Linked DNA regions of Homo sapiens: region 2 is linked to region 1. A link is an interaction called in ENCODE POLR2A ChIA-PET data of the cell type or tissue named here. Cell type or tissue: A673. All regions are shown on one strand. Links, peaks and the distances in the headings refer to the core of each region. The heading gives the core; the rest is flanking DNA. Region 1 overlaps DLG2 (discs large MAGUK scaffold protein 2). Region 2 overlaps DLG2 (discs large MAGUK scaffold protein 2).

The links. ChIA-PET counts read pairs that join two places held together with the same protein. Peaks named below come from ENCODE experiments on the same cell type or tissue, not always from the same donor. Only the 100,000 strongest peaks of a DNase experiment are listed, where the experiment ranks them.
Region 2: POLR2A ChIA-PET joins it to region 1 with 10 read pairs; 1 of 35 experiments calls an interaction of 5 or more read pairs at or near these places.

What each region holds. Positions count from the first base shown.
Region 1 is chr11:83,750,193-83,753,113 of GRCh38, forward strand. All of the region lies in intron 18 of DLG2 (discs large MAGUK scaffold protein 2), which reads right to left. Among named protein-coding and RNA genes, the nearest start is that of DLG2-AS2, 110 kb to the left of the region's middle. In A673, for the core only: no CTCF peak of the experiment used is centred there; DNase peaks (open chromatin) are centred at 1,059, 1,709 and 2,024; H3K4me3 peaks cover 2,500 bases; H3K27ac peaks cover 2,500 bases.
Region 2 is chr11:83,509,150-83,512,070 of GRCh38, forward strand. All of the region lies in intron 21 of DLG2 (discs large MAGUK scaffold protein 2), which reads right to left. Among named protein-coding and RNA genes, the nearest start is that of DLG2-AS2, 130 kb to the right of the region's middle. In A673, for the core only: no CTCF peak of the experiment used is centred there; no DNase peak of the experiment used is centred there; H3K27ac peaks cover 1,742 bases.

The sequences.
Region 1 (2,921 bases), core at 118-2,617:
ATTTAAGGCTAAAAGTCGTGTAGGATAAAGAATATGGGTTTTTCTAGTGGTGTTCATGGGAAGTCCCTCTGGCAGTTTAGTTGTTATTCTGTGACTGAGGCTAATGACCACGTATAATACTATCGACAAGTATGAGGAATGTTTTCTTAACATTCTGAATACCTGAATTGCACTGAAATCCAATATAGTTAAAGAGCAGAGTCTTCTGGTTAATCAAATATTGAGATAAGAATTACCAAATGTAGAATAATAGGACTTTTCGATTAGATAATTATGCAGTTCAGTTACCTTTAGACTCTACTCTGAGGTGCCATAGAAGCAATAGAGAGAGGCTCTACTCCTTGCTGTACCCTACATTCATCTCTACTTTCATCTGTTCTACATATAGACATTTCAAATAATGTGCCATTTGAACAAATGGTTCCATGACATTATAGATATATGAAATAAATATGCTTGCCTATGAAAACTGCTGATGTACTTCAGTCTTCTCAAGAGAAAACTGAGAGCCCCAAAAAAGTTAAATTTCCAACACTGATCAAAACATATAGAATAAAAAATAAAGAACACACTAAATATGATTATTTTTTCAATAATAATTTAAAAGGTACCTTTAGGACTTATTGTCCCAGAGTTATAGACCTCCTAACTTACAGTCCAGATATGGAGTAGACAGAGTTAGTTTATTTCTTTATGCATTTAACAAACATTTATTGACCACTCCCCGTGTATCAGATATTTTACTAGGCACTAGAGGTTCAACAGTGAGCAAAACAAGATAAACTCTCTGTCCTCACTGAACTTCTCTTCTAATGAGAGAGACAGAAAAATATGTTAGATAAGTAAAATATATATTGATAGTGTTCAATGTAAAAAGTCAGAATACAAAGCAGAGAAGTGGGATATAAAGTATATGTATACTGTGGAGGCAGAAAAGTTCTCATGTGGAAGCTAACTTTTTAATAAAGTTTGAAGAAAGGTGGTTATGCAGATACTTTCAGAAATAACATTCTTGGCTAGAGAACAGCAAGGACCTGAGCTGGAAGTGTGCCCAGTGTGTTAGAGGAACACTAGGAAGCCAGTAGGAATACAGCAGAAACAGTAGAGGAAGAGTAGCTAGAAACGAAGTCAGAGAGTAAATGGGAAATGGGAGAGAAATATATAGGAGCTTAGAGGTCAATATTAAGGACTTTGGCTTTTGCTCTGGGTGGGATAGGAGAAGTTTAGAGTAGAAGAATAAGATAATCTAACTTACATTTGTGTTGACAACAGATTGAAGGGAGAAAGAACATAACCAAGGTGACCATTAGGAGTCAGTTGCATTAACCCAGGTAATGAATGATAGTTATATGGACTAGGATAGAAAAATGAGGATGCTAAGAAATAGTCAAGCCCTGGATATAAATCTAAGGTGTAGCTGATCAAATTTGCTTATGGATCAAATGTGAAGATGAGAGAAAGGGAGAAGTTAAGGATGACATCAAGTTTTTTGGCCTCAGCAACTGGAAAAATGGAATTGCCACTGAGGTAGGAAAGATTGTAGAAGTTTCTGGTTGTAGAAAGTAGAAGATCAAAAGGTCAATTTTGGACATGCTATGTTTAAGATACTTACTAGACATTTAAGTAGAGAAGTCAAATGGGAACTAGAACACCAATATGGAGTTCTTTGGAGAGTTGTTCCAGTGTCCAGATTTCAGATAGCAATGGGAATTATTAGCATTGAGCTGGGATTTAAAATTATGACACTGCATGAGATCAGCAAGGGAGTAGGTAGAGATAAAAAAGAGAGGACTTGCCTGGCTGCGGTGGCTCACGCCTGTAATCCCAGCACTTCGGGAGGCCGAGGCAGGTGGATCACGAGGTCAGGAGATCGAGACCATCCTGGCTAACACGGTGAAACCCCGTCTCTACTAAAAATAGAAAAAATCAGCTGGGCATGGTGGTGGGCTCCTGTAGTCCCAGCTACTCATGAGGCTGAGGTAGGAGAATGGCATGAACCCAGGAGGCGGAGCTTGCAGTGAGCTGAGATGGTGCCACTGCACTCCAGCCTGGTTGACAGAGCGAGACTCTGTCTCAAAAGAAAAAAAAAAAAAAGAGGAATAAGCCAAGGGACACTCCAAATTACAGGTTTTAACAATGAAGGTGAACTTCCTTCCCTCCCCATTCCAAAACACACAGAATTGACCAGGAGAAACCAGGAGGAAAATCATCCAAGTATGAATCATATAAGCCAAGCGAATCAAGTACTTCTAGGAGAAAGGAGTGTTCAACTATGACAAATGCTGCTGATGGAGAAATATGGTGAAAATTGAAAATTGAGAAGTGACAATGGAGATCATTTGCAACACTGAGAATAAAAATTTTGGTGAGTGGTGGGGATGAACGCCAGATAGAGTGGGTTCAAAGGAGAATGGAAGAAGAGCAATTGGAGATATAAAGCACACTTTTCCAATGAGCTTTGTTATAAAGCAAGATTGTTTAATTGTTTTAAGATGGGAGAAATAGCAGTGTGAGTTTTCTCCTAAGGGATTGATTCAATAGAGAGAAAATGTTGATAATGCCAAATACAAAGAGGAATTGCTGAATTAATGTCACCTGGAATATGAGAACGAAGAAGGCATTGGCCAGAAATATGGGAAATTCATCCACAGTTCCAGGAAAGAAATTACAGATGCAGATAGATGGGCAGATGATTCTCTCTTGATTAAATAAAGTTGTTTCAGAAAAGTAGAAAGGAAGCTCAGCAGCTGACAATGAGAATGAGGAGAGTGTTGCTGAAAGTTTAAGGTAAGAGGAGAAATAAAAAGTAGTCCTTGAGGGGACAGTGAATTTACAAAGGAAATGTAGTATGATTTTTAGGTAGTATTAACTGAGACTCAGAAAGGGTAAATATTTTGACCAAGGTTATTTATCTAGCAATA
Region 2 (2,921 bases), core at 310-2,809, 240 kb before region 1:
GTCAGACGGGCCAGGCACACTGCTTCTCTATTAGACACATTTTCTTTTTGAGAGTCCTTGCTAATAAGTTTGATTCAAATCACTGGCCATCTGACCTTGGACTAGTTATTTAACTTTTTTAGGATTCATTTTCTTCATCTGCATCATGAATTTAATAATAATGCCTACTTCACATTATCATCACCACTTGTAATGAGGCTCAGTGGTAACTTGTTCAAGGTCACAAATCTAGAAAACAGGAAAGTCCTAACTGGAACCCAAATCTCTCCACCTACAGAGCATATTTTCCTTCCTCTATCACAAGTTACTTTCAGAAATGCAGTAGCTACGTGCCTACTTCAGAAGACAAAATTCACAGTGCTTTTTTCCTTTTTGACTACTCATGGTACTCCATCTCTCAGACTTATGGTACCCCATCTCTTATGGTACTCCATCTCTCAAGCCATTTCTTTTGTCTAAGTCAAATTAACCTTGCTCGCATTTCAAGACTGAATCAAGAAATATACCTTGTGAGTTAGTGTATGTTGTAAGTAATGGGTTATAGACAAAGAACATCCAGGTTGAATAGATTTATTTGGAACAGTTTCTACTTTTGATACAACTCCCCCTTAATATACTGTTAAAAACTCACAAGGCATATCAGAGATGTCTTGGGAGAAAGTGCAAGCTGAAAGGGCTGAGAGATGTGAGACCTGGGCGTAAGTTTTGGTTCATCTCTTCATTCATCAGTTATTTCTTGAGCGCGTAGTATGGAGGCTCACACTAGGGGACGGAATATAGCTGTGAACTAACACACACAAGATACTTTGCTTGTGGGGCTTAATGTCTAGTGAAGGCCAATAGGCAAATATTTAAGCTATAAATGTGGTGCAAATCAGAGGCAAGATTCCTGGCCCTGGCCTGGGTCCTCCTTATCTATGTGAGCTTAGGAAAGTCACTTTTGCTCCCTGAACATCAGCTTCCTTTTCTGACCATCAGGGAGTTAAGTGAGATGACCCTGATGGTTCTTTACAGCATTCAGACTCTATACTAGGAAGATGTTCTTTCTTTCTACCTCCCCTCATTCCCTCCCTCCCTCCCTCCCTCCTTCAGATAGGAGAGGGTATTCAGCTTTACCCCCTTGGATGTTGACTCAGTTTCAGGAGCTGACAGTGCGCTCTTTACCCCCCACCATCTGATGTCACTCCAGACTCAGAGAGTAAGAGGTCACTTGCAGCATTCATGTCCTAGGAGTGATTGAGGGCAAACCAACAAATCAAGTGCAATAATAAACAGCATTCATTATAATGTTGTGACTGATTGAATAATTCTCACTTCTTCCTACTTCAATGAAAAGAGGGGGAACTTGCAAATAGAGGCAAATCCATTACAGCTGAGACTCCTAGCCTGTAGTCCCGTTTTAGCAGGATGCATCACGGGGATTAGGACTCTCGCTAGGGAGTTTGGTCATGCAGTAGGAGAGTGGAAGGGTGGGATGAGAACACAGGCCCCTTGTTTTCTGTCTCAGGCTCTTCGGTATAGCTCTCACGGTGTCTCCCATCTAAATATTTCCTTGAGGTATCTTTCAGATGCTAAATGCAAGTAGACTGTGTTTTCTATGACAAGCAGGGCCAGTCAGAGGAGTGAATCACATTTACAATGTGAGAGCATGTGAGTGGCTCAAAAGTTTCTGAACCATCCGTTTTTTTTTTTTTTTTTTTTTGGAAGGGAAAAAGCAAACATTGCTTGCTAAACTTGGAATACTAGCTGATAAAAGTATATATCCTCACTTGGCTAGGATTTAAATTCCTCCAAGATTTTAGAGATAAAAGCCATGAAGATACATAAACACACTTCAAGGAAATAAAACACCGCAAACTGCCCTCCAATACTACGTTTTGAGAAAAAAAAAAAAACCCTCTCTGTCTTCCTCTCACTTGCTCAAACACACACACACAGACACACACACACACACACACACACACATTCTTTTCTATCTATGCTGAATTCATAGCCCAGCAGGTTCATTCTTATTTCTGTACTAGACACTAGTGATCACCGGGTGAGTCTGTTACTGTAAACCAATTGTCACTTTAAAGCCAGAGAGAACATGCTATTGTTTTCCTTCAATGCTTCTTCTGCCTGGGGAGGAATTTTTGCACCTTGATTGGACATGCCATTCACATAACAATTGCATTCCACTTATGAGTAAATGCACTTGCAGTGCTTAGTACGGTGCCTGGAAAATTGTGTCTAATAAATGACATTTTTACGGTCTACTCATTCTCAAGTCTCATGTCAGTGGAGCTCACCCTAGTAGAAGATAATTTATTTGACAGCAATATCCACTATGTGAAGATTTCAGAGAAATGGGGTGCTGTTACCTCCATCATAGGCTATTATAGTGCTAAATGGAACCACGCATGAAAGGGGTTAGCATGGTAAATGGTTAATAAATGATAAGTATTTTTATTATTATTAGATAAGCATTGATTGTTTTTGTCAAATATTACACTCAGCCCTCCAATAGCAAAAAGTGCCTGTGTAAATTAGAAAAAGCTTCCCTCTCTGGGAAGAGGGAATGTAAAAGAAGCAAACTTTTTTTTTTTTTTTTTTAAAGAGCCAGGGTCTCATTATGTTGCCCAGGCTAGGCTCAAACCCCTGGGCTCAAGCAATTCTCTCACCTCAGCCTCCCAAGTAGCTGCGACTACAGGCAGGAGCCACTGCACCTGGCTTAAAAGCTTACCATTTCTTATGCTGGCTGTTGTTGAATGGGATGTGTTGCTGAGTCTTATTTCCCTACGTGTGTCCCTTAGGCAGCAACATGGCTATAGTAAGCATAGGGAACACAAAGGGAAGAGCTCACAGTGTGCAATAATTGCTATGTTGGAAATTTGTAAACAGTTTGTGAGGGCACCACGGAGGGAGCCAGGGGAAGCTGG